Regions from separate parts of the Homo sapiens genome. Here region 1 is linked to region 2. Evidence: read pairs that join two places in POLR2A ChIA-PET (ENCODE). Cell type or tissue: OCI-LY7. All regions are shown on one strand. Region 1 overlaps TCTN1 (tectonic family member 1). Region 2 has its middle 16 kb from the start of HVCN1.

The links. Peaks named below come from ENCODE experiments on the same cell type or tissue, not always from the same donor. Only the 100,000 strongest peaks of a DNase experiment are listed, where the experiment ranks them.
Region 1: POLR2A ChIA-PET joins it to region 2 with 6 read pairs; 5 of 35 experiments call an interaction of 5 or more read pairs at or near these places.

Annotation. Positions count from the first base shown.
Region 1 is chr12:110,645,393-110,649,392 of GRCh38, reverse strand. It overlaps TCTN1 (tectonic family member 1), which reads right to left. Exons shown (of 15, transcript NM_001082538.3): 13 at 2,057-2,197; 14 at 1,500-1,644; 15 at 1-350. The coding sequence ends at 1,501. It overlaps HVCN1 (hydrogen voltage gated channel 1), which reads left to right. Exons shown (of 8, transcript NM_032369.4): 8 at 1-707. Among named protein-coding and RNA genes, the nearest start is that of TCTN1, 33 kb to the right of the region's middle. RefSeq lists an enhancer at 1,330-1,389. In OCI-LY7, no CTCF peak of the experiment used is centred here; a DNase peak (open chromatin) is centred at 1,542; H3K4me3 peaks cover 755 bases; H3K27ac peaks cover 1,382 bases.
Region 2 is chr12:110,702,946-110,706,945 of GRCh38, reverse strand. It overlaps a transcript of HVCN1 not described here. Among named protein-coding and RNA genes, the nearest start is that of HVCN1, 16 kb to the right of the region's middle. In OCI-LY7, a CTCF peak has its summit at 2,024 (motif pointing left); a DNase peak (open chromatin) is centred at 2,015.

The DNA.
Region 1 (4,000 bases), 58 kb after region 2:
TCAAAAAGAAGACACTGTCTCATGGGCCTGTGCTGTCACGAGAGGAACAGCTGCCCCTCCTGGGCCGCTTGGTGAGAGGTTTGGTTTGATACCTCTGCCTCCCTCCTGCCAGCATGGATTCTGGGTGGACACAGCCTTGTGGAAGGTCCAGTACCACCAAGAGCTGCCCATCCACTCCCACCCCACACTGTATCAAATGTATCACATTTTCTCATGTTGAACACTTTAGCCTTAATTGAAAATGAGCAACAAAGCTGGACAATTGCTAGTTGTATATAAAATTTAATCTCACCGAATGTACAGTTTTCAAATTTCACGTGTATATTAAGGAACTGATGCATCTGAGCATTCTGAAAGAAAGAAAAAGAAGCTACTTTAGCTGCCACCCCATTCTAGAAAAGTCTCTTATTTTCAAGCTGTTCTAAATAGCTTCGTCTCAGTTTCCCCAAAAGGGGTACCCAGGCCCCTCCTCTGTGTGCCCCAGCTGCATCAGCCAGCTTCTAGGTGGCTCCATTGTTTTCTGCCACCTGACAACATTTTTCCTCAATTACTGTACAACTACTGTATAAAATAAAACAACTACTGTATAAAATAAACTCTCTCTTTTCCCTGGACCCTCCTACTGTATTCTTTCCTCTGTGGCACCCATACCAGCCTGCCAGTCGGAGAGCAAGCTAGCTACAGTGCCTGGTGCAGAAATGGCAATTAGACCCAAGACTCCACTATAATTAACAAGGTATTTGGGGGAAGATCCCCTTGTAAGGGCTGTGTGCTCTTCTCGCATGATTTTATCTAATATTTTGCTATTTTTTTGTACTCATTTCAACCGGACCCAAAAAGGAAAAAACCTGAACTGAGTATTTTTAAAATAAATAACTCAAAGCAGGGGATGAATGAACTGGCCAAATCCCCCTTGCCTCTGCTGCTTCAAGTCCTGTTCATGTTCTTTACCATCTCCCCAAAGACTTTTTGGGTTCTATCATCTATGACCTATGTGTTAAGCATATTCCCCATTCAAAAGTCAGATAGAATAACATTTCCAAAAGGAAAAAAGGCAGGAAGGGAGTGGAGAAGGGCAGTGTGCTGGTTTGGAGGCAACCTCAAAGGTTAGAAGTATAATAAGGCTAGGCATGGTGGCTCACACCTGTAATCCCAGCACTTTCAGAGGCCGAGGCAGGAGGAGCACCTGAGCCCAGGAGTTTGAGACCAGCCTGGTCAACACAGCAAGACCCCATCTCTACAAACTATATTAAAATTAGCCAGGTGTTGTGGTGTGCACCTGTAGTCCCAGCTATTAGGAGGCTGAGGTGGGTGGATTGCTTGAGCCCAGGAGGTCAAGGCTGCAGTGAGCCATGATCACACCACTGCACTCCAGCCTGGGCAACAAAGCGAGACCCTCAAAAAGTATAAAATGCAGTATCCCCTAGGGACTTCTAGCCCCACGTGCACACTTTCCAAAGGGGATGACCTCAGAGGAGGGGCGTAGTTTCCTCACTTACGTCAAACAAACGGGAAGAAGAAGTTAAAGGGCAGCCTGGCATTGATGGCTGGTGGAGCTCTGAAGCCTGCCTCTGCAGGTGCAGACACATCCACAAAAGTAACCGCAGTGGAAATAAGAATCGTCCTTTCATTTCCTGAGTTGGCCTGTAATAAACAGAGAGATGCAAGGCCCACCCTCCAGTGTGCTCCCAGAATGACAACAATGAGACACTTTTCATTCTCTTCCTCACCCAACTACTGTCAGTTCATGAATCTGATAGGTCCTGGAGCACTAATTGGCCATTAACTTGGATGAGAGAAACAATTTTACCAGGGTGTCTGATTAACACGTGAATATCATAATTTTCATGAGAATTTTAAAGATCCAATCTGAACCAGAATGCTAATGTAAGTAGAACCATCGTCAGTGTTTCTAAGAATGACTGCTGAAATATTTTATGAACCCCCATGGTTTAAATTATAATCTTTTTCACAAAGTAATACCTGTCACCTACCACACTTGAGTTGTGTCTAGACTTCTGTCTTAACCTATGCCTTTAAACTAGGTTAGGCCTACCTCAGGAAAGGAGGATGAAATTAGATTTGCAGTTACATTGACTATTTTGGCCTGTGGATTCAGCAGGGATCCGTATTTAGTCCACTTCACTTCTATAACCAAAGCCCCTGGGAGCTGGCAGGAATCCTGCAAAACAAAATGCTGTTAATCCATTAGAATCTTACAAAACTGCAAGTCAGACTTAATCTGCAGTTCAGAGTTTTAATTATAAAAGGTTTCACATATTACAAAATGTTCTGAACAAGAAAATGAATAGACTCTACAAGTTCAGATAAAAACAGCTTAGAGAATATACGTGTTTTAAAGTAACTCAATGCCCCAAAAATATTTTTAACAGCTGAAGCGTAATTTTTCCATCTCCTCCTATTTCTAAAAATGCCGACATCACCTGAAACTGCGGTAGTGCCAATACCCAACTGTGGACCATTTAGGGCCATAACTGCTCTAACTTCATCTACCTGTTTATAGCGGCCTCACAGACTTCAGGAAAGAAACTGGTGGGAGGGATGGAGGGGGAGAAATAATTATTAGCAGACAAAACCTGATTGCATGTCATGTTAAAATGCTCTAAGGGGAAATTTAAGTGCTTTCTTTTCATTTACCTAATTTCATCAATTGGCAATTAAGATGTGACATCTAGGTAATCCAGGCAGTGTCCGTATGTTGTCAAAGACATCAACTCTTCAACTGCATCAGGAACACTGCTGGTGCCACGAAGGAGCTGAGCTGCCCCTTTGGTTGGCTGCTTTGGCAGCCAGCTCTAAGGCCTCTGACCCAAGGGAAAAAGGGGCCGTGGGCTTTCCAGGGCTTTTTCCTGCCTTGGCAGTCTCTCCGGTTGGCAAATGTGGTAACTGTTGAAGCTGCAGGCTGGGTACGTGGGGACTCCATGGTACTATTCTACTTTTGTGTGTGTCTGACATTTTTTCATTAAAAAAAAAAAGCTTTAAAATACATCTCTTCAGGATATGAAAACCTCACAGGCCTGCTAAATTTGGTGGCTGCGAAAAAAGCACTGATGGAATTCCTTAGCTTGGAACCGCCTTTAAAAACCATGCAGACTGAACAATCCTCTCGAATACCCTGTTCTTAGGAGACAATGCAGCATGCAGCTGGTGGAAACTGAGTTTAGCAGGTGCTCGTGCCTGCCTCTACCTGGGTTGCCGGCAGAGTTGGTACAAAACCTGCTGCTGCAGGCCCTCTGAGCACCCAGGATCAGCACAGACCCTGACGGTGCCATGTGCGCACTGCTGCCTCTCCTCCCAACCCATGTCTTCCCTTCTGAGGAGGAGTAATAACTGCACATCTTCACCCATGGCCAAGAAGCCAGAAGCGATGTGCCTGGTTCTGGTGGGAGAGTTGAGTCAAGACTTCGCAGTGGAACGGCAGGGACTGAGTAATCCCGGGTCTCTGCTGGCCTCGGTGGGAGGGCGGATCAGAGAAGTGAGCAGTCCTCACCCCCGTTATGCCCATGCTAGAAATATTCGGAGCGGATAATGAGAGGTCTGAAGAAAGCGTGACAAGAACAAGCTGGGCAATTACAGGCTAAGATGGAGAGCACGCCCCTGGGCCAGGGCCGGCCCACACGCTGACTGCTAAGACAAAAGAAAAAGGTGGGCAGAAGCATCATGTGTGACCGGGAACCTATCTGTAGGATTGTCAACTTCCATTCAACTCTGTGAGGAACTGTGGCAGTGAAAACTCTCAGGTGTGGGCTGCCTGTGTAGAACAGGGGACAATGGGTGGGAGAGCCACATGCACGGAAGTCAGTCTCAGTCTTTGATACAGGACTCAACATTCGTCTATCGTGTCATGAGATGCCTGGAGAGGGCTCGGGGGACACCAGCAATCACAATGATGGTAGCAACAGGATGAGGATCACAGAGGTTCCCATTTATGGACCACTAGGCACCATGCCCAGGGCCACATAAATGTTACCTCACTTAA
Region 2 (4,000 bases):
AAGACTTGGAACCAACCCAAATGTTCATCAATGATAGACTGGATTAAGAAAATGTGGCACATATACACCATGGAATGCTATGCAGCCATAAAAAGGATGAGTTCATGTCCTTTGAAGGGACATGGATGAATCTGGAAACCATCATTCTCAACAAACTAACACAGGAACAGAAAACCAAACATTGCATGTTCTCACTCGTAAGTGGGAGTTGAACAATGAGAACACATGGACACAGGGTGGGGAACATCACACACAGGGGCCTGTCGGGGGGTGGGGGGTTGGGGGAGGGATAGCATTAGGAGAAATACCTAATGTAAATGTCGAGTTGATGGGTGCAGCAAGCCAACATGGCACATGTATACCTATGTAACAAACCTGCACATTGTGCACATGTACCCTAGAACTTAAAGTATAATAATAATAAAAAAATAGGGATAGCAGCATCTATATCAATGGTTACTCTGAGACTAAATAAATTAGTACATGGAAAGAACCCAGACACATAATAGGCAGCAAATATTAGGTATTATTTTTATTGTTTGACTATTTCCTGCCACCAAATCCAGGTAGCACTGATGAAAGGTGTAAAACACAGTAACAACAAAACAAGAACTCCATCCCCCTACCATCATGTAGCTGATAGTTTGCTAAAAGCACAGTTAGGAAATTCTGTTCCACAGAGATCCACAAGCTTTCCAGAAGTAACACAGAGCCAACTAGGAAACTGAAGGAAAAGTAATTTCTTTTTTTCCTTTTTTTTTTTTTTTTTTTTTTTTTGAGGCAGAGTCTCGCTGTCACCCAGGCTGGAGTGCAGTGGCACGATCTCGGCTCACTGCAAGCTCCGCCTCCCAGGTTCATGCCATTCTCCTGCCTCAGCCTCCCGAGTAGCTGGGACTACAGGCGCCCTCCATCACGCCTGGCTAATTTTTTGTGTTTTTAGTAGAGACATGGTTTCACCGTGTTAGCCAGGATGGTCTTGATCTCCTGACCTCATGATCCACCTGCCTCGGCCTCCCAAAGTGCTGGGATTACAGGCGTGAGCCACCGCGCCCAGCCAGGAAAGTAATTTCATGCAGTCAACAAATCAATTACTGGTTCTTTTTGAAACAGGGTCTCACTCTGTCTCCCAGGCTGGATTGCCCTGGTGCACTCACAGCTCACGGTAGCCTTGATGTCAAGCGATCCTCCTACCCTCCCACCTCAGCCTCCCAGATTCTTTTCTTTTCTTTTAGCATATTTTAACATTTTAAATTAATTTTTTAATAAATGTTATAGCATGTAAATCATGGTTTAAAGATCCAAATACTCCTATGCATGGAGTGGGGGCAAAGGGTATATGAGAAATCTCTGTACCTTCCTTTCAATTTTGCCATGAACATAAAAGCACTGTAAACAATTTTTTTTTTTTTTTTGAGACAGTGTCTTGCTCTGTTGCGCAGGCTTGGAGTGCAGTGGTGCAATCACGACTCACTGCAGCCTCAACCTCCCAGGCTCAAGCAATCCCCCCACCTCAGCCTCCCGAACCTGAGGTGAGGGTCTCTCCATGTTGCCCAGGCTGGAAAACAGTCTTTTAAAACAAAAATGCAGACACTTTAAAATGTGAAATTAAATTGTCCCTTTGCCCCTGATCCCTCCCCAGAGGAAACTGTCCCTGTTTGTTTTTTGTGCCAGCGTGTATAAGTACCTATCTTCCTAACAAATGACATCGAGTCATTGTTTTCATTACTTACTGTATCTTGTAGATTTCCCATATTAATACATTGTAGAGCTCTATTTCATTCTATTCTTTCAACTCAGCCCCTGATTCTAATTTTTCAAAAAGCTTATTGAAATAAGGTTCTTCTTCACTTCATTGAAAATAGAGAAGCGTGAAGCCAAAAGTACAATAGAAAAAACGTGTGTGGGGAAAAAAAACCGTATGATCAGACATGGGGACCTGTTTTATGCCATCACAGCTGACAGTGTTTACCTGGAAACGTTTGTTCTTTGTAACAAGCTTCTTTCCCAGCCTGCCTCCTGGAGGTGAACATGTGCAGGTGGAGAAGTGCCCACTGCATCGGGGCCAAAAGAGGCAAGTGAGCTCAGTGGACCCTAGGCCAGCTCTAGGATTGTGCCAGAAGGAATGGCAGGGCCCCATCCCTGAAACCCAGCCCAGGGGGATACCTGGGGGCCTACTAGTCACCAGGTGTGGCTGTTCATTTACAGTGACAGTGCTTTAGCTACTACCCCTGCATTTGTTTACCTGGGGAGGTGTGTTCTATTTTTGTTTTTTAACTTTATTCTTTTTAGAGGCAGGGTCTCACTCTGATGCCCAGGCTATAGTGCAGTGGCACAATCATAGTTCACGGCAGCTTCCAACTCCTGGCCTCAAGTGATCCTCCCGTCTCAGCCTCTCAAGTAGCTGGGACCACAGGCACGCACTACCACACCTGGCTAATTTTTTTTTTTTTTAATTATTGGTAGAGACAGGGTCTTGCTATGTTGCCCCAGGCTGGTCTCAAACTCCTGGGCTTAAGCAATCTGCCCGCATCAGCCTCCCAAAGTGTTGTGATTACAGGCGTGAGCCACCATGCCTGGCCCACACTATTTTTTGTATACACTTCTACATTTCTATTTAAGTGAGTATATTAACCTATACTAAATAATAAATCTTGGGGATTATTCTGTATTATGTGTACATATTGCTACCTTCTTCTTAAGAGCCACACAATATTCCTTTGTATGGCTTTACCATCATTTATTTAACCACCCCCCATGGACGGACTTTTAGGTTGTTTGCCCTTGTTTGCTACTATAAATCATGCCAGAGGGAATATCCTGGCCCATACTTAGGCGTACACATGTTCAACTTAGGTGATCTCTGTTGGATAAATTTCATGCAGTCAAATTGTCAATCAAACTGGAGAGGTCCCAAAAAATTTTTAATAAGAGAAACAATACATTTTAAAAAAGAGAAAAATAGGCCAGGCGTGATGACTCACACCTGTAATCCCAGTACTTTGGGAGGCCGAGGTGGGCAGATCACATGAGGCTAGGAGTTCGAGAGAAGCCTGGCCAACATAGTGAAACCCCATCTCTACTAAAAATACAAAAATTAGCCAGGCATGGTGGCGCACGCCTATAATCCCAGCTACTTGGGAGGCTGAGACACGAGAATCGCTTGAACCTGGGAGGCAGAGGTTGCAGTGAGCCGAGATCATGCCATTGCACTCCAGCCTAGGCGATGAGGTGAAACTCTGTCTCAAAAAAAAAAGAGAGAGGCGGGGGGAAATAAATAAATAAACAAAGTGGGGCGGTCGTTTTTATTTGTTTTAACTCTGAAAAAGAATCAAATATATACACAAGTAGAAGAGTACTTCTGAAGCCCCACATACCTATCATTCAGCCTTAGCAGGCATCAAGTTGGAGCCAAATTTGTTTCATCTCCACGGCACTCGCCCAATATGGTTATTTTGAAGTCTTAGATACCATTTTATGTATAAATATTTCTGCTTGGATCGCCACAAGATGATTTTTTAAATTTTTTTTAATTTTTAATTTTTTTTCCTTTTTTTTTAGAGTCAGGATCTCACTCTGTCTTCTAAGCTGGAGGGCAGTGGTGGGATCACAGCTCATTGCAGCCTCAACCCTCAGGGCTCAGGCAATCCTCCCACCTCAGCCTCTCAAGTAGCTGGGACTACAAGCATGCACCAGAGCACATCCAGCTAATTTTTAATTTTTTTTTTTTTTTTTTTTTTTGGTAGAGACATGACCTTACTATGTTGCCCAGGCTGGTCTCAAACTCCCGGGCTCAAATGATCCTCCCAAAGCGCTGGGAGCCACTGCACCAAGCCTTGCATTTTTTAAAATAGTTTACTGGGCCTGGTGCGGTGGCTCACACCTGTAATCCCAGAACTTTGGGAGGCCAAGGCAGGAGGATCACTTGAGGTCAGGAGTTCAAGACCAGCCTAGCCAACATGGTGAAACCCTGACTCTACTAAAAATACAAAAATTGCTGGGC